Linked DNA regions of Mus musculus: region 2 is linked to region 1. Evidence: chromatin loops called from intact Hi-C (ENCODE). Cell type or tissue: gastrocnemius. All regions are shown on one strand. Each heading gives the region's core, and the rest is flanking DNA. Links, peaks and the distances in the headings are about the cores only.

The links. A loop is a pair of places that touch in the nucleus more often than their neighbours do. Peaks named below come from ENCODE experiments on the same cell type or tissue, not always from the same donor. Only the 100,000 strongest peaks of a DNase experiment are listed, where the experiment ranks them.
Region 2: a loop joins it to region 1, with 4 times the contacts of the local background. A loop is called at or near these places in 12 of 42 quality-filtered maps.

Annotation. Positions count from the first base shown.
Region 1 is chr11:73,548,062-73,558,290 of GRCm38, forward strand. No RefSeq gene overlaps it. Among named protein-coding and RNA genes, the nearest start is that of Olfr382, 36 kb to the left of the region's middle. In gastrocnemius, for the core only: no CTCF peak of the experiment used is centred there; no DNase peak of the experiment used is centred there.
Region 2 is chr11:73,597,193-73,607,421 of GRCm38, forward strand. It overlaps Olfr384 (olfactory receptor 384), which reads left to right and starts at 5,390. Exons shown (of 1, transcript NM_207224.1): 1 at 5,390-6,328. The coding sequence starts at 5,390. The coding sequence ends at 6,328. In gastrocnemius, for the core only: no CTCF peak of the experiment used is centred there; no DNase peak of the experiment used is centred there.

The sequences.
Region 1 (10,229 bases), core at 2,384-7,383:
TCAGAGACTTGAAGTTCTTATCATAAAGATCTTTCACTTTTTTAGTTAGAGTCATACCAAGGTACTTTACATTATTTGTGACTATTGTGAATGGTGTTGCTTCCTTAATTTATATCTCAGCCTGTTTATCCTTTGTGTAGAGAAGGGCCCCTTATTTGTTTGAGTTAATTTTATATCCAGCTACTTCACTGAAGATGTTTATCAGGTTTATGTGTTCTCTGGTGGAATTTTTAGGGTCATTTATATATACTATCATATCATCTGCAAATAGTGATATTCTGGCTTCTTCCTTTCCAGTTTATATCCCCTTGACCTCCTTTTGTTGTCGAATTGCTCTGGCTAGGATTTCAAGTACCATATTGAATAGGTAGGGAGAAAGTGGGCAGCCTTGTCTCTTTGCTGATTTTAGTGGGATTGCTTCAAATTTCTCTCAATTTAGTTTGATGTTGGCTACTGGTTTGATATAGATTGATTTTATTATGTTTAGGTATGGGACTTGAATTCCTGATCTTTCCATGACTTATATCATGATGGGGTGTTGGATTTTGTCAAATGCTTTCCCAGTATCTAACGAGATGATCATGTGGTTTTTATCTTTGAGTTTGTTTATATAGTGAATTACATTGATGGATTTCCTTATATTAAACCATCCCTGCATCCCTGGAATGAAGCCTACTTGGATATGATGGATGATAGTTTTGATGTGTTTTTGGATTCTGTTTGCAAGGATTTTATTAAAATTGGTCTGAAGTTCTCTTTATTTTTTGGATCTTTGTGTGGTTTAGGTATCAGATTAATTGTGGCTTCGTAGAATGAATTGGGTAGAGTACCTTCCGATTCTATTTTGTGGAATAGTTTGAGGAGAATTGGAATTAGATCTTTGAAGGTCTGATAGAACTCTGCATTAAACTCATCTTGTGCTGGGCTTTTTTTTTTTTTTTTTTTAAGTTCGGAGAGTATTAATGACTACTTCTATTTCTTTAGGGGCCATGGGACTGTTTAGATCATTAATCTGACCCTGATTTAATTTTGGTACCTGGTATCTGTCTTGGAATTTGTCTATTTCATCCACGTTTTCCAGTTCTGTTGAGTATAGCCCTTTGTAGTAGGATCTGATGATGCTTTGGATTTCCTAGAGTTTTGTTGTTATGTTTCCCTTTTCATTTCTGATTTTGTTCATTAGGATACTGTCCCTGTGCCCTCTAGTTATTCTGGCCTAGGGTTTATCTATCTTGTTGATTTTCTCAAAGAACCAGCTCATGGTTTGGTTGATTTGTGTATAGTTCCTTTTGTTTCCACTTGGTTTATTTCAGCCCCAAGTTTGATTATTTCCTGCCTCCTACACCTCCTAGGTGAATTTGCTTCCTTTTGTTGTAGAGCTTCTAGGTATGCTGTCAGGCTGGTAGTGTATGGTCCCTCTTGTTTCTTTTTGGAGGCACTCAGGGCTATGAGTTTTCCCCTTAGGACTGCTTCCATTGTGTCCCATAAGTTTGGGTTTGTTGTGGCTTCATTTTCATTAAACTCAAAATAGTCTTTAATTTCTTTTTTTATTTCTTCCCTGACCAAGGTATCATTGAGCAGAGTGTTGTTCAGCTTCCACGTGAATATTGGCTTTCTGTTATTTATGTTGTTATTGAAGATCAGCCTTAGTCCATGGTGATCTGATAGGATGAATGGGATAATTTCAATATTTTTGTATCTGTTGATGCCAATTTTGTGATCAATTATATGGTCAATTTTGGAGGAAGTACCATGAGGTGCTGAGAAGAATGTATATTCTTTTGTTTTAGGATAAAATGTTTTGTAGATATCTGTTAAGTCCATTTGTTTCATAACTTCTCTTAGTTTCCATGTGTCATTGTTTAGTTTCTGTTTCCAGTATCGATTCCTTGATGAAAGTGGTGTGTTGAAGTCTCCCACTATTATTGTGTGAGTTTCAATATGTGCTTTGAGCTTTACTAAGGTTTCCTTTATGAATGTGGCTGCCCTTGTTTTTGGAGTATAGATATTCAGAATTGAGAGTTCATCTTCCGAGATATTACCTTTGATGTGTATGAAGTGTCCCTCCTTGTCTTTTTTGATAACTTTGGGTTGGAAGTCAATTTTATTCTATATTTGAATGGCTACTCTATCTTGTTTTTTTCGGATCATTTGCTTGGAAAATTGTTTTCCAGCCTTTTACTCTGAGGTAGTGTCTGTCTTTCCCTGATGTGGGTTCCCTGTAAGCAGAAAAATGTTGGATCCTGTTTGTGTAGCCAGTCTGTTAGTCTATGTCTTTTTATTGGGGAATTGAGTTCATTGACATTAAGAGATATTAAAGAAAATTAATTGTTGTTTCCTGTTATTTTTTGTTGTTAGAAGATGGATTCTGTTCTTGCAACTGTCTTCTTTTAGGTTTGTTGAAGGATTACTTTCTTGCTTTTTCTAGGGTGTAATTTCCATCCTTGTATTGGTGTTTTCCCTTTATTATCCTTTGAAGGGCTGGATTCTTGGAATGCTATTGTGTCAATTTGGTTTTGTCATTGAATACTTTGGTTTCTCTATCTATGGTAAATGAGAGTTTTGCTGGGCATAGTAGCCTGGGCTTGCATTTTTGTTCTCTTAGGTTTTTTATAACATCTGTCCAGAATCTCCTGGCTTTCATAGTCTCTCGTGAGAAGTCTTGTCTAAATCTCATAGCCTGCCTTTATATGTTACTTGACCTTTTTCCCTTACTGCTTTTAATATTTTATCTTTATTTAGTGCATTTGTTGTTCTGATTATTATGCATTGGGAGGAATTTCTTTTCTTGGTCCAGTCTATTTGAAGTTCTGTAGGCTTCTTGTATGTTCATGGGCATCTCTTTAGGTTAGGGAAGTTTTCTTCTATAATTTTGTTGAAGATATTTGCTGGCCCTTTAAGTTGAAAATCTTCCTTCTCATCTACTCCTTTTATCCATAGGTTTAGTCTTCTCATTCTGTCCTGGATTTCCTGGATGTTTTGAGTTAGGATCTTTTTGGATTTTGTATTTTCTTTGATTGTTGTGTCCATGTTCTCTATGGAATCTTCTGCACCTGAGATTCTCTCTTCCATCTCTTGTATTCTGTTGCTGATGCTTGCATCTATGGTTCCAGATTTCTTTCCTAGCGTTTTAAACTCCAGAGTTGTCTCCTATTGAGTTTTCTTTATTGTTTCTACTTCCCTTTTTAGATCTTGGATGGTTTTGTTCAATTCCAACACCTGATTGGTTGTGTTTTCCTTTAATTCTTTAAGGGATTTTTGTGTTTCTTCCTAAAGGCTTCTACTTATTTAGCAGTGTTTTCCTGTAATCTTTAAGTGATTTTTGTGCTTCCTCCTTCAGGCCTTTTACCTGTTTAGCCATGTTTTTCCTGTATTTCTTTAAGGGAGTTATTAATTTCCCTCTTAAAATCCTCTATCAGCTTCATGAGATACAATTTTAAATCTGAATCTTGCTTTTTGGGTGTGTTAGGGTATCCAGGACTTGCTGTGGTGGGAGTGCTGGGTTCTGATGATGGTGAGTGGTCTTGGTTTCTGTTAGTAAGGTTCTTACTTTTGCCATTCACCATCTGAGAATCTCTGGTGTCAGTTGTTATAGCTATCTCTGGATGCGGCTTGTTCCTCCTGTGATTCTGTTAGCCTCTGTCAGCACTCCTTGGGAGTCAACTCTCTCCTGTGCATCTTCCCTGCAAGAGAAGAGCTTGCCTGCAGAGAGTAATCTGACCACTGAGACTCAGGAGAGATTCTCTGGGCTTGAAAGTTTGTGATTCATTATTGTGTACAGAACTTTATTTAACTGATAACTGCCATGTTCAGAAAGCTATCATGAAGGAATGAGTTATGAATGTCACCTCTGACCTTGTGATAAATGGTCACACATTCAACATTGAATTATAAAATATTCACACATAGATGAAGAAGTTTTGGATAATGGTGGTAGTAGGTAGAATTAATGATTTCACGGGGAGGTAAGAAGGCAAAATGAGTAAACAGGTGTGGGAACATGGACTGCTTTCCTATGGGCTTGTGGAAGCCTTAAATATGACATCTGCTTGCCCTATTCCTGCCCCTTTCACATCTTGTCACAGATAGAATATTGTAAAATGAAATTTAAAAATTTAAAGAAGGCTGTCTCTCTGCCCTACATCCTCTTGCAGATAGTTATGTTGGATTGTGATGCTGTCCTTGGAAGCTTAGAAGCTGAGTGGTTTTTGACAAGTCTCAATCTGATTAAAAACTACGGGTGGATAGGTTGGAGAGATGGCTCAGAATTTAAAGGCTAGGCTCAAAACCAAAAATTTAAAAACTATTCCTAGCTGTTTGTCTAAATTTTGTTCAGTGAGACACTTTAAGTTAATAACATTCAGAATAATTCCTGATAATATGAGGTGGTTTTCAGTCAACCTTCTTCTCTTTTCTTATTAACAGAATGGCATCCAGTCATGAGAAGCCCTGTTCTGAACATGGAAGAAGTATGCTTTTCTATGCTTTTTGGCATTATTACTGCTGCTATTAATTAATTAATTAATTAATAATTTTGTTTGTTTTTCTTTAAATTCTACCATCTCCTAAGCGTAGGAAATAGTGATCAGTGAATATAATTGGTCTCCACTAGAGATCTCGGATGTAAATTGGCCCTAGAATGGTCCAGTGTAATTACTATGTCCTTAATGAGTTATATAGGATCTGTACCCCTCTGGGATGTTGGGCACTTAAGGTCCAGGGATGGCAGCAGAAGGCAGTAAGTAGGGATGGTGCAGATAGGTGATGTGTATACAGCAGCAGCAGCTATTTTTTTTGTCTGCAAATAAAATAAAAGTGATCAGGAGCATGAACCAGAAACTATGACTCAGATTCATCAGTGTTGGATACATTCAGGAAAATAATCCAGTGTCTTGCAATCAATTGGAATTTCTGTTTTATGAAAGATAGGTTTTCAGGTATGATTCATCTCTTTTTTTTCTTCATCATTCTGTGATAGTATTTATTTCATAGCCATCATATAACCCCTTTCATATTGTCTCTAGATGGTCCATCCTTTCTTCACTGCTTCAAACTTTGTCTCTGTAACTCCTTCAATGGGTGTTTTGTTCCCAATTCTAAGAAGGGGCAAAGTGTCCACATTTTGGTCTTCGTTCTTCTTGAGTTTCATGCGTTTAGCAAATTGTATCTTATATCTTGGGTATCCTAAGTTTCTGGGCTAATATCCACTTATCAGTGAGTACATATTGTATGAGTTCCTTTGTGATTGGGTTACGTCACTCAGGATGATGCCCTCCAGGTCCATCCATTTACCTAGGAATTTCATAAATTCATTCTTTTTAATAGCTGAGTAGTACTCCATTGTGTAAATGTACCACATTTTTTGTATCCATTCCTCTGTTGAGGGGCATCTGGGTTCTTTCCAGCTTCTGGCTATTATAAATAAGGCTGCTATGAACATAGTGGAGCATGCGTCCTTCTTACCGGTTGAGACATCTTCTGGATATATGCCCAGGAGAGGTATTGTGGGATCCTCCAGTAGTACCATGTCCAATTTTCTGAAGAACTGCCAGACTGATTTCCAGAGTGGTTGTACAAGCTTGCAATCCCACCAGAAATGGAGGAGTGTTTCTCTTTCTCCACATCCTCGCCAGCATCTGCTGTCACCTGAGTTTTTGATCTTAGCCATTCTGACTGGGTGTGAGGTGGAATCTCAAGGTTTTTTTGATTTGCATTTCCCTGATGGTTAAGGATGTTGAACATTTTTTCAGGTGCTTCTCTGTCATTCGGTATTCTTCAGATGAGAATTCTTTGTTCAGCTTTGAGCCCATTTTTTAATGGAGTTATTTGATTTTCTGAAGTCCACCTTATTGAGTTCTTTATATATGTTGGATATTAGTCCCCTATCTGATTTAGGATAGGTAAAGATCCTCTCCCAATCTGTTGGTGGTCTTTTTGTCTTAATGACGGTGTCTTTTGCCTTGCAGAAGCTTTGCAACTTTATGAGGTCCCATTTATCTATTATCGATCTTACAGCACAAGCCATTGCTGTTCTATTCAGGAATTTTCCCCCTGTACCCATATCTTCGAGGCTTTTCCCTACTTTCTCCTCTATAAGTTTCAGTGTCTCTGGTTTTATGTGGAGTTCCTTAATCCACTTAGATTAACCTTAGTACAAGGAGATAGGAAAGGATCAATTTGCATTCTTCTACATGATAACCACCAGTTGTGCCAGCACCATTTTTTGAAAATGCTGTCTTTTTTCCACTGGGTGGTTTTAGCTCCCTTGTCAAAGATCAAGTGACCATAGGTGTGTGGGTTCATCTCTGGGTCTTCAGTTCTGTTGCATTGGTCTACTTGTCTGTCGATATACCAGTACCATCAGTTTTTATCACAATAGCTCTTTAGTAAAGCTTTAGATCAGGCATGGTGATTCCACCAGAGGTTCTTAAATCCTTGAGAAGTGTTTTTGCTATCCTAGGTTTTTTGTTATTACAGATGAATCTGCCGATTGCCCTTTCTAATTCGTTGAAGAATTGAGTTGGAATTTTGATGGGGATTACATTGAATCTGTAGATTGCTTTTGGCAAGATAGCCATTTTTACTATATTGATCCTGCCAATCCATGAGCATGGGAGATCTTTCCATCTTCTGAGATCTTCTTTCATTTTTTTCTTCAGAGACTTGAAGTTTTTATCATACAGATCTTTCACTTCCTTAGTTAGAGTCACGCCAAGATATTTTATATTATTTTTGACTATTGAGAAGGGTGTTGTTTCCCTAATTTCTTTCTCAGCCTGTTTATCCTTTGTGTACAGAAAGGCCATTGACTTGTTTGAGTTAATTTTATATCCAGCTACTTCATTGGAGCTGTTTATCAGGTTTAGGAGTTCTCTGGTGGAATTTTTAGGGTCACTTATATATACTATCATATCATCTGCAAAATGTTATATTTTGATTTCTTCCTTTCAAATTTGTATCCCCTTTTGTTGTCTAATTGCTCTGGCTAGGACTTCAAGTACAAAGTTGAATAGATAGGGAGAGAGTGGACAGCCTTGTCTAGGCCCTGATTTTAGTGGGATTGCTTCCAGCTTCTCAGCATTTACTTTGATGTTTTCCACTGGTTTGCTGTAGATTGCTTTTATCTTGGTTAGGTGTGGGCCTTGAATTCCTGATCTTTCTGAGAATTTTATCATAAATGTGTGTTGGATTAGGTCAAATGCTTTCTTCGCATCTAATGAGGCCTGATAGAACTCTGAACTAAACCCATCTGGTCCTGGGCTTTTTTTGGCTCGGAGACTATTAATAACTGCTTCTATTTCTTTAGGGGATATGGGACTGTTTAGATGGTCAACTTGATTCTGATTTAACTTTGGTACCTGGTATCTGTCTAGAAATTTGTCCATTTCATCCAGATTTTCCAGTTTTGTTGAGTATAGCCTTTTGTAGAAGGATCTGATGGTGTTTTGGATTTCTTCAGGATCTGTTGTTATGTCTCCCTTTTCATTTCTGATTTTGTTAAATAGGATTTTGTCCCTGTGCCCTCTAGTGAGTCTGGCTAAGGGTTTATCTATCTTGTTGATTTTCTCAAAGAACCAGCTCCTCGTTGTTTGATTCTTTGAATAGTTCTTGTTTCCACTTGGTTGATTTTACCCCTATGTTTGATTATTTCCTGCCGTCTACTCCTCTTGGGTGAATTTGCTTCCTTTGTTCTAGAGCTTTTAGGTGTGTTGTCAAACTGCTAATGTGTGCTCTCTCTAGTTTCTTTTTTGGAGGCACTCAGGGCTATGAGTTTTCCTCTTAGGAATGCTTTCATTGTGTCCCATAAGTTTGAGTATGTTGTGGCTTCATTTTCATTAAACTCCAAAAAGTCCTTAATTTCTTTCTTTATTCCTTCCTTGACCAAGGTATCATTGAGAAGAGTGTTGTTCAGTTTCCATGTGAATGTTGGCTTACTATTTTTTATTTTGTTGTTGAAGATCAGCCTTAGTTCATGGTGATCTAATAAGATTCATGGGACAATTTCAATATTTTTGTATATGATGAGGCTTGTTTTGTGACCAATTATGTGGTCAATTTTGGAGAAGGTACCATGAGGTGCTGAGAAGAAGGTATATCCTTTTGTTTTAGGATAAAATGTTTTATAGATATCTGTCAGATCCATTTGTTTAATAACTTCTGTAAGTTTCTCTGTGTCCCTGTTTAGTTTCTATTTCCATGATCTGTCCATTGGTGAAAATGGTGTGTTGAAGTCTTCCACTATTACTGTGTGAGGTCAATGTGTGCTTTGAGCTTTACTAAAGTTTCTTTAATGAATGTTACTGCCCTTGTGTTTGGAGCATATATATTCAGAATTGATAGTTCCTCTTGGAGTATTTTACCTTTGATGAGTATGAAGTGCCCCTCCTTGACTTTTTTAATAACTTTGGGTTGGAAGTCGATTTTATTAGATATTAGAATGGCTACTCCAGCTTGTTTCTTCATACCATTTGCTTGGAAAATTGTTTTCCAGCCTTTCATTCTGAGGTAGTGTCTGTCTTTTTCTCTCAGATGAGTTTCCTCTAAGCAGCAAAATGTTGGGTCCTGTCTGTGTAGCCAGTCTGTTAGTCTATGTCTTTTTATTGGGGAATTGAGTCCATATATACTAAGAGATAGTAAGGAAAAGTAATTGTTGCTTTCTATTATTTTTGTTGTTAGAGTTGGCATTCTGTTCTTGTGGCTGTCTCCTTTTAAGTTTTTTGAGGGATTACCTTCTCACTTTTTCTAGGACATGGTTTCCGTCCTTGTATTGTTTTTTTTTGTTTGTTTGTTTGTTTTGTTTTGTTTTTTTTTCTCTTATTTTCCTTTGAAGGGCTGTAATGTGTGAATTTGGTTTTGTCGTGGAATACTTTGGTTTCTCCATCTATGGTAATTGAGAGTTTGGCTGGGTATAGTAGCCTGGGTTGGCATTTGTGTTCTCTTAGTGTCTGTATAACATCTGTCCAGGCTCTTCTGGCTTTCATAGTCTCTGGTGATAAATCTGGTGTAATTCTGATAGGCTTTCCTTTATATGTTACTTGACCTTTTTCCCTTACTGCTTTTAATATTCTATCTTTATTTAGTGCATTTGTTGTCCTGATTATTATGTATCGGGAGGAATTTCTTTTCTGGTCCAGTCTATTTGTAGTTCTGTAGGCTTCTTGTATGTTCATGGGCATTTCTTTCTTTAGGTTTGGGAAGTTTTCTTCTAAAATTTTGTTGAAGATATTTGCTGCTTCTTTGAGTTGAAAATCTTCATTCTCATCTACTCCTATTATTCATAGGTTTGGTCTTCTCATTGTGTCCTGGATATCCTGGATGTTTTGAGTTAGGATCTTTTTGCATTTTCCATTTTCTTTGATTGTTATGCCGATGTTCTCTATGGAATCTTCTGCACTCGAGGTTCTCTCTTCCATCCCTTTTATTCTGTTGCTGACACTCGCATCTATGGTTTCAGATTTCTTTCCTAGGTTTTCTATCTCCAGCGTTGCCTCACTTTGGGTTTTCTTTATAGTGTCTACTTCCCCTTTTAGGTCTTGAATGGTTTTATCCAACCATCACCTGTTTGGTTGTGTTTTCCTGCAATTCTTTAAGGGATTTTTGTGCTTCCTCTTTAATGTCTTCTAACTGCTTAGCAGTGTTCTCCTGTATTTTTTTAAGTGAGTTATTAAAGTCCTTCTTGGTGTCCTCTACCATCATCCTGAGATATGCTTTTAAATCCAGGTCTAGCTTTTTGGGTGTTGGGGTGCCCTGGACTGGGCGAAGTGGGAGTGCTGGGTTCTGATGATGGTGAGTGGTCTTGCCTTCTGTTAGTATTATTCTTATGTTTATCTTTTGCCATCGGGTAAACTCTGGAGTTAGTTGTTATAGTTGTCTCTGTTTAGAGATTGTTCCTCTGGTGATTTTGTTACCCTCTATCAGAAGACCTGGGAGACTCGCTCTCTCCTCCAAGTTTCAGTGGTAAGAGCACTCTCTGTAGGCAAGCTCTTCTCTTACAGGGAAGGTGCACAGATATCTGGTGTTAGGACCTCCCTCCTGGCCAAAGATGAAGGCCCAAATCAGGACCTTTCCCAGAAGCTGTGTTGCTTTGGCCTGCCACAGAAGGTGTTATCTTTTGTAGTCCACACTCTCACCTGTGCAGACTACTTTCGGCGGAGTCTGGGAACCAAGATGTCTTCTGCCTATGTTGAGGCAAATCCCTCTGGGGCTCGGCGGACACCTGTCCTCTGCCT
Region 2 (10,229 bases), core at 3,132-8,131, 50 kb after region 1:
GGGAATGTGTAGAAGACAGGATGGGGAAGGGAGATGGGGGTGGAGAAGGATCAAGGGTACAGGAAAAGCCAGGGAGAGAATGAATGTTAATTAGGGTGGAAGAAAGCTAAGAACATGCCAGATGCCAGAAATCTGAGATAGGGGAGATAGGGGATACTCCAGGGAGAGAATAAGGGTGACTCTAGGTGAAATTACTAATAGTGGGGTATATAGAACCTGAAATGGCTACCTCTTATAGCCAGGAAGGACTCCCAGGGGAGGGATAACAACATCAACCCACCCACAATGCAGTGTAGAGTTTACAATTTATTGCTAACTGTTCAAGTGTTTCTATTTAAATGGCGATTTTTTTTTTACATTTGATCATAAAGAAATTTGTATAATTTTGAGCAGCATACAACAAATGTTCATTGGCCAGTTTCATGCAGCATGACAGATATTTGCCTTATCATGACAGATATTGGAAAATCTGAATGATTGTAAACAACCAAACTCAAGATTTGTTCTGCCTTCAAGAAGTGCAGGGACTGAGAGAATGGCCAACAGATGACTGGCTGAACTGGAGATACATTCCATGGTCAAGAACCAATTCCTGATACTATTTATGATACTTTTTATGATTGTAGAAAGGTGCCTAACATAACTGTCCTCTGAGAGACTCCACCCAGCATTTGACTGAAACAGACTTAGAAACCCATAGCCAAACATTAGATGTAACTCAGAAATTCTTGTGGAAGAGTTGGGGGATGGATTAAGGAAAACAGAGGGTAGAAGTTACTCCACAGAATCTAAAATTGACCCCTGGGAGTTCCCAGAGACTAAACCACCAAACCAATGAGTGAGCATGTGCTGGATCTATGCCCTCAACACATATGCAGTCAGTGTATAGCTTGGTCTTCATACAGGTCTGTCCCCAAAACTGCTGCCTTGTCTGGCCTGAGTGGGAGAGGAAGCATCTAGTACTGCATTGACATATGCTTTTCCATGCCTTTTGGCATTATTACTGCTGCTATTAATTAATTAGTTAAGTTATTATTTTGTTTGTTTTTCTTTAAATTCTACCATCTCCTAAGTGTAGAAAACAGTGATTAGTGAATATAATTGGTCTCCACTAGAGATCCCTGAGGTAAATTGGTCCTAGAATTGTCCAGGGTAATTACTATGTCCTCAATGATCTGTACCCCTCTGGGATGTTGGGCACTTAAGTTCCAAGGATAGCAGTAGAAGGCTGTAAGTAGGGATGGTGCAGATAAGTGATGTCTATATAGCAGCAGCTATTCTTCTGTCTGCAAATAAAATAAAGTTGATCAGGAGCATGAACCAGAAACTATGACTCAGATTCATCAGTGCTGGGTACATTTAGGAAAATAATCTGGTGTCCTGCAACCAATTGGAATTTCTCTTTTATGCAAACAGGTTTTTCAGGTATGATACATCTCTTTTTTTTCTTAGTCATGCTGTGATAGTATTTATTTCATCTCCATCATATAACCCCTTTCATATTATCTTCATTACTATTACTCATTGTGGGTTTTTTCCAATATCATAATATTTTAACACAAGAATTTACCAAGAGATGGAGTTCAATTCTTTAGTGCTTAAGGTTTGTTTACTATACTTTCACCTCTGGGGTCTGAAAAACTCTGAAATACTGTTTTATTTAAAATGACTATTAATTTTATCTGTACAAGTTTACAAATATCAAAGTCACTGCTATTGTATGTGATTGTTCCTATTACAGTTCATCAAGAATGGTACTAACATTATCTGGGTGTTAATGTAAATCTACAATGGAAGCTACTCAATCAAACTCAGTTCTTTTACAGAATCCAAACGAATATGCAGGTCTGCCAAACGTTAGAAACATACCCTTTAGGTTTGTTATGTGGTGTTTAATTTGAGAGTACAGTCTTAGTATATAGAGAATATAAGAAGTCCATTGACTCATTAGTGATAATTGTGGATGGTAACTTCTCAGATTCCCATCTTGGCACACATGCATACATAATACAAAAGTACTGTTCAATTACATGAGAGACAGAAAATGGTTATGGTGGCACATTTTTGTCATGGCAGTACTTGTAATGCAGAGGCAGTGAGTGATCCAGGTTTAAGGCCAGATTCATAAAAAAATAAAAAGCCACTTTTTAAATGGTGCATGTTTTTTTGTCCTACATGGTTTATCCTCTGTAATGCTAAACCACAAAGTCTAAGTGTGCAATATCTGAATTTAACTGTATTGAAAAACTGTCAGTCTGTGAAGGTGAAAACAGTCATATTAGGTTGGAGCATTTTTGAGAAAGTTGTCTAGATGTCTTGCTGTTTCTTCTGTTGTGTAAGCTTTAAGACCTGTGATAGATTCCATAGCCAGTGATGTCCAGAATCACAGGATGGTGTGTGTGTGTATGCATGAACTCAGGTGTTTACACTCCTACATGCCTTCCCATGCATGTGATTAGGATATAGACTGCCCAGTATTAGAGACTGATCAGGCAAACATTTGAAGAACTATCTATAATGTTGGAGGCACTGAGAAGAGTGGATATTACACACTTGTATCTCAGGCAGAAGATGGAACATTTTTCATGTAACAAATGTTCATCTACCAATTTCATGCATCATGACAGGTATTGGCCTTAGTTGGAAAATCTGAATGGTTGTAAGCAACCAATCAAAATGAAGAGTTATGTGACTTTTACTACTTATTGTTTACAACTAATGTGAATACAGATTAAACAGTGACCACATATTTAACTGCATGGGATAAGAATATAACGCTAGGGAACAGAGGTGAAGGTATCATTTAGTATGGGAGAAAAAGAGTAAATTTAGCTGACTATGTCATAAGCAATATCTCTGACCTATGAGTGAGGATGAAACAGATGAAGGGGACAGGGAAGTAATGGGCAAGAGGAGGAGCAATTCTAAAATGAAGGAGTGGAAGAGTCCTAACCCCAGCATTAATAAAGAGAGAGATCCAAGTATCACTGTGAGAATATGGGGTGTGCCTCTGGCACCTGAGAGATAATGAAACAGCATTTATGTCCTTGGAAGAGCTTTGAACTTATCCTCAGAGCAGTAGTGGTAATCTGAAAAATAAATCTGAAAAAAATGTGATGGAACTTCTCTGTTAGAATGCCACAGTGTAAATGAAACACGATGAAGGAGAAGAGAATGATCAGGAGACATGAGAACACAATCGTTACTGAGTTAGCCTCTGTATTATAGTAAAGACAAGACGTGATCCTCATATATTGATATAAGCTTACAGAGAATAATTAATGAAATAGGAGAAGAATTTAGGGGAGACACTGTATAATGTATGACAGCAGTTCAGGGAAAGAAAAAAACATAAACGGATTTAAGGAGAAAGAGAAATACTCATCCATTGTTGGTGGGATTGCAAGCTGGTACAACCATTCTGGAAATCAGTCTAGTACTTCCTCAGTAAACTGGAAGTAGGATTACCTGAGGACACAGCTATACCACTCCTGAGCATATACACAAACGTTGCCCCAAATTATAACAAAGAAACCTCCTCTACTATGTTCATAGTAGCCTTATTTATAATAGCCAGATGCTGGAAAGACTCCAGATGTCCTTCAACAGTGGAATGGATACAGAAAATTTGGTACATTTACACAATGGAGTACTGATCTGGTATTAAAAAACAATGACTTTATGAAAATCTTAGGCAAATGGATGGAACTAGAAAATATCATCCTGAGTGAGGTAATACAATCACAAAAGAACACCCAAGATATGCACCCACTGGTAAGTGGATATTATTCCAAAATCTTGGACTACCCAAGATACAATTCACAGACCACATGAAGTTCAAGAAGAAAGACCAAAATATGGATGCTTCTGCCCTTCTTAGAAGGGGGAACAAAATACTCACGGGAGGAATTACAGAGAAAAATTGTGGAATAAACGTCATCCACCTGGGTATCCATCCTATATACAGCCCCCAAATGCAGACACTATTTTGGATGTCAAGAAGTACATGGTGACAGGAGCCTGATATAGCTGTCTCCTGAGAGGCTCTGCTAGAGCCTGCAAATACATAGGCAGATGACTACAGATACTCATTGGACTGAGCATGGGGTTCCCAGTGGAAGAGGTAAAGAAAGGATTGAACGAGCTGAAGGGGTTTGAAACCCCATAGGAAGAACAACAATATCAACCAACCAGAGCCCCCAGAGCTCCCAGGGACTAAACAACCAACCAAAGAGTACACATGGTGGGACTCATGGTTCCAATTGCAAATGTAGCAGAGGATGGCCTTGTCAGGCATCAATGGGAGGAGAGGCTCTTGGTCTTTTGAAGGCTTTATGCCCCAGTGTAGGGGAATGTGAGGGCAGGCAGTCTGAAGTGGGTGTGTTGGTGAGCAGAGGGAGGGGTGATTTGATATGGGTTTCTGGGAGGGGGGAAACCAGGAAAGGGGATAACATTGAAATATAAATAAAGAAAATATCTTATATAAAAAAAGAAAACACGGAGGGACCCATGGCTCCAACTGCATATGAAGCAGAGGATGGCCTTGTTGGACATCAATGGGAGAAGAGGCTCTTGGCCTTGAAAAGGTTTGAGGCCCTAGTGTAGAGGAATTCCAGGACAGGGAAGTGGGAGTGGGTGGGTTGGTAAGTAGGGGGTGGGGTGGGGATGTGATAGGGGGTTTTCAGAGGGGAAGCCAGGAATATCTAATAAAAATGACTAGAACAACAATGAAAAAAAATCACTGATTTCTGATGAAAAACTTACTTTGTTTTACTGGCCTATGCGAAACCAAAAAAGGTAGAAGAAGGAATGCTTTGAGAGACAATAAAATGAAAAAAAAAAAAACGAGTTTCACTTGGGTCTTTTGAGGATCTGGTGCCTGTCATAAAGTAATGGAATGGGGTTAATTAGTTTACAGTGGAGTAAAAATATCTATGTTAGAGTCATTCCAGTCCAAGTATGAAAGAATAATCTACTACATAGGAGTTTGCAAGTTTTTCTTGACATTCATATAATATTATGATGATACTAATACAAATTCTTTAAGTTCAACAATATGCAAAATAACATAGAGCAAATTGCAAATGAACAGACAAAAGTCAACCAGGATGATCAGGTAGCAGGAGAGAGAAGCATTAATCCATTTTGTATCTCAGTAGAAACAGTGTACAAATATCTAGGAAAAAGGAGGCGATTGAAACCTAGTAGAGAGATGTTAAGAAAGAACATTAATGATTGTAGTCATTTCAGACATTTGGAGTTTTGAGGTTATAACTACTATGATGACTATAAGATTCATTTTTATACAATATATTTTCTAAATATACTTTTTTATTTTGAATTTTCAGTGACACAGATAATTTTCTTATTAGAATACTGGAGAATAAGAATGATAATAAATAATCAGACTGCCATCCCTCAGTTCATCCTCCTGGGCCTGCCCATCCTCCCAGAGCAGCAGCAAATGTTCTATGCCCTGTTCCTGGCCATGTACCTCACCACTGTCCTGGGGAACCTCATCATCATCATCCTCATTCGACTGGACTCCCATCTCCACACACCCATGTACTTGTTTCTCAGCAACTTGTCCTTCTCTGATCTCTGCTTTTCCTCTGTCACAATGCCCAAATTGCTGCAGAACATTCAGAGCCAGGACCCATCCATCTCCTATGCCGGGTGCCTGACACAAATGTACTTTTTCATGGTTTTTGCAAACACAGAGAATGTTCTTCTTGTGGTCATGGCCTATGACCGCTATGTGGCCATCTGCTTCCCTCTTCATTACACCAGCATCATGAGCCCTAAGCTCTGTGTGTCTCTGGTGGTGCTCACCTGGGTATTTACCGTTCTGTATTCCATGTTACACACCCTACTCTTGGCAAGATTGTCATTCTGTGAGGACAATGTAATCACCCACTTTTTCTGTGACATATCTGCCCTGCTCAAGTTGGCCTGCTCTGACACTTATATTAATGAACTAATGATATTTATCTTGGGAACACTTGATACTGTGGTGCCATTCTTACTCATTGTTGTTTCCTATGTACAAATTGTCTGCTCCATTCTAAAGTTTTCAACTAAACAGGGCATAGCCAAGGTCTTTTCCACCTGTGGCTCCCACCTGTCTGTGGTCTCACTGTTCTATGGGACAATTATTGGTGTCTACTTATGCCCATCAGCTAATAACTCTACTGTAAAGGAGATTGTCATGGCTCTGATGTACACAGTGGTGACTCCCATGCTGAATCCATTCATCTACAGTCTGAGAAACAGAGATATAAAAGAGGCCCTGATCAGAGTCCTATGTAAGAAGCAAATCCCCTTATAATGTCTATATTGGAATTTTTAAATTTAAATTTATCTAATAATTATATGGATATTAATATTACAAATGTATCCCTGCAATAAGATACACTGAGTAATATTCCCATTTACAAAAGAGAATTTTACAAAGTAGTGTATTAAGGGAAAGAGACCTGAGTGACTTATTGATGTCACCCCAGTGCTGGTTCTAGAAAAGCATTAGGTAACCGGCATTGTTTTATCAGAGCTCCATTAATTAAATTCTGTTTATTAATTTTAAAAGGATTCTTTTCACATATAATACCACCAAGCCATGTAATACAACCCCTTATCCACTCCTTTTAGGTCCCCCTTCTCAGATGTACTACTCCTTCATTTCTAATTCAGAAAAAATTCTTCTAGAGGTGACAGCCAAACTTGACAAAGAGGATACAATAATGCAAGGCAAAAGCCCCCATATTAAGCTGGACAAGACTACTGAAATATAACAAAATTAGTCTTAATAGCAGACAAAAGTGTAAAAGTTAAACTCATTGTTTATTGTCCCTCAAAAATATCAAGCTAAAAGATTTAACCTTTACTGAGAGGACCTGATGCAGACTCATGTAGTCCAAACTCCTCCTGGCATTTCATTCTTGTAATCCTATGAGAGCTTTGCTTAGTTGATAGGATGGCCCATGTTCTCTGAGCTCCTCCATCTCTGACTCCTATAACCTTTCTTCCCCCTTTTCTGTGGCATTCTCTTTTCTTTGAGGGGAGGGATATGATAGAGATCTCTAAATTACACACACACACACACACACACACACACACACACACACACATCACTCTGCATAATCTCTGGCTGTGTATCCCTGAAACCACTTTAATATACTGCCAGATAAATCCTTTCTGATGATGACTGGACAAGGCACTGATCTATTAGTATAACAGAATATCACTGAACATCATTTAATGGATTTTTATGTTTTATTTTTTTTCCAGTCGTGTTTGGTTTTAACCTAGGAGTCTGAGCTGGTCCCTGGTTCCTGGTTATTTGGGCAGTGGAGGGTACATAGTTCCCCTTGTGAACTGAGCTTCAAGTTTAACCAGTCATTGGTTGGTCCCTCCCACAAGTTCTGCACTACCATTCCTCCAGCACTTGTCTGGCAGGCAGGACACATTGTAGGTGGAAATGTTTTTTTGCTTGGTTGTTGTCACAGTTTCTTTTTCTGAAGACTGTAGAGTAACTTTTTGCACTAAAGAGACTAAAATGTAGGAGACTCCCATCCCTTGCTAACCTGATCTTTCTATGTTCAGTGAGATATATAGTTTGTTTGGTAATGTGGTCCAACTTTCAATTTTCAGAGAGCTAATCTCTGTCCTAGTATCAGCCTGGGTTGTTTAGGGATGTATGTAGGACCAACACACTCAATAACACAACTAAATGTAACCCACTACTGAGAAACTTTCCTTTCCAAAAAAGATGTCCTGTTCAGACGCTGTACCCTCCATTACTAGGAGTCCTCCCTTGGGTCATCCTCATAGATTCCTGAAAGTTTCCAGTGCACCAGCTTCTCACCAATCCACAAATATCTCAAACCCAATTCAAACTGTCTTCTCTCCCCCTCCCTCTCCCCCTCCCCCTCCCCCTCCCTCTCCCCCTCCCCCTCCCCCTCCCCTCCCCCTCCCCTTCCCCTCCCCCTCCCCTCCCCCTCCCCTCCCCTCCCCCTCCATTTCTCCCCTGCAACCACATCCCTCCTACTACATCTATCTCTAGACCACTCTCAGAGTACATTTTATTTCCTCTTCTCATGGAGATCCATGCTTCCTCAGTATAACTCTCCTCTTTACATAACCTCTCAGAATCGGCAGGCTGTAGTTTGATTATCATGTACTTAAGAGGTTATGTACACTTATAAATAAATGCATACCTTATTTGTCTTTCTGGATCTGGATTACCTCACTGGGAATGATTTTTTTCCTGCTTTTGAGTGATGTTTATTTAATAGCTAGTAATTTCACTTATTTCAAGGTCTCCAATTGAGAAACATGGCACTGTACTTCCTGTTCTCTACCCACCTGTTGCTGGACTTCTGTTGTAACAATTTGGCCAACTCTGACTGGAACTCTGCTGCAATAAATCGTGCCAGTCACTAATGCTGACAAGAGCCTGACAAGTGCCAAGTTACAGATGATTATGCATTTTGAATTCTAATGAACTGTTTTAACCTTCAGGAAGAATTGTAAAGACATGTCTATAGCACAACATGATCCGGATTTTATATATATATATATATATATATATATATATATATTGTTCATGTACACCCACAAATACACCTTGTAGCAAATAATGCTTTTTTTTTTCCATTTTTTATTAGGTATTTAGCTCATTTACATTTCCAATGCTATACCAAAAGTCCCCCTTACCCACCCACCCCCACTCCCCTACCCACCCACTCCCCCCCTTTGGCCCTGGCGTTCCCCTGTACCGGGGCACACAAAGTCTGCGTGTCCAATGGGCCTCTCTTTCCAGTGATGGCCGACTAGGCCATCTTTTGATACATATGCAGCTAGAGTCAAGAGCTCAGGGGTACTGGTTAGTTCATAATGTTGTTCCACCTATAGGGTTGAAGATCCCTTTAGCTCCTTGGGTACTTTCTCTAGCTCCTCCATTGGGAGCCCTGTGATCCATCCATTAGCTGACTGTGAGCATCCACTTCTGTGTTTGCTAGGCCCCGGCATAGTCTCAGAAGAGATAGCATATGTAGATGGAGCCATGAGTTCCATCATGTGTATTCTTTGGCTGGTGGTTTAGTCCCTGGGAGCTCTGGGGGTACTGGTTAGTTCATATTGTTGTTCCTCCTATGGGGCTGCAAACCCTTTTGCTTCTTGAGTACTTTCTCTAGCTCCTTCATTGTGGACCCTGTGCTCTGTCCAATGGTTGGCTGTGAGCATCACTTCTGTATTTTGTCAGAAACTGGCAGAACCTCTCAGGAGACAGCTATATCAGGCTCCTGTCAGCAAACACTTGTTGGCATCCTCAGTAGTGTGTGGGTTTGGTGATTGTATATGGGATGGATCCCCAGGTGGGGCAGTCTCTGGATGGTCATTCCTTCACTCTTTTTTCCTCACCTTGCCCGTAAATTTCACGATGTCATTTTTAACAGCTGAGAAATATTCCATTGTGTAAATGTTCACTTCTTTATCCATTCTTTGATTCAATGATGTCTATTTTACCAATTTTAAAATCAGTGTGATTGCTTCAAATGTTTTTCATTTAGCATGATGTTAGATATAGGTTTTTTAATTCATGAATTAATTAATTTATTTCCTCATTCAGTGGTCATTGAGTATAGAGTTGTTCAATTTCCATGAGTGTTTTGGATTTTTGCTGTTTCTGTTTTTGTTAAATTCCAGCTTAAATCCATTATGGTCTGATAAGATACAAGATGTTATTTCAATTTTTCTTGTATCTGTTGAGGCTTACTTTGTGACCAACTATAGATCTAGTTTGGAGAATGATCTATGAGGTGCTGAGAAGAAAGCATATTCTTTTGTGTTTGGGTGAAATGTGTAGATATCTGTTAGATTCATTTGAGCGATAATGCCATTTAGCTTCATTATTTCTTTATTTAATTTTTGGCTGGATGACCTGTTGATTAGAGAGGTTAGATCTTGAAGTCTTCTACTAATAAGGAGTGGGGTCATTGAGTCATTTAAGTTCAGCATTTTTTATTTTTATTTTTACAATTGTGAGTACCCTTGTGTTTGGGGCATAGATGTTCACAATTTGGAAAACATCTGGTAGATTTTTCTTTGATGAGGGTGAAATATTCTTCTGTCTCTTTTGATTAATTTTGTTTGAAAGTATATTTTATTAGGTATTAGATTGGTTAATCCAGCTTGCTTCTTGTGTCTGTTTGCTTGAAAACATCTTTTCC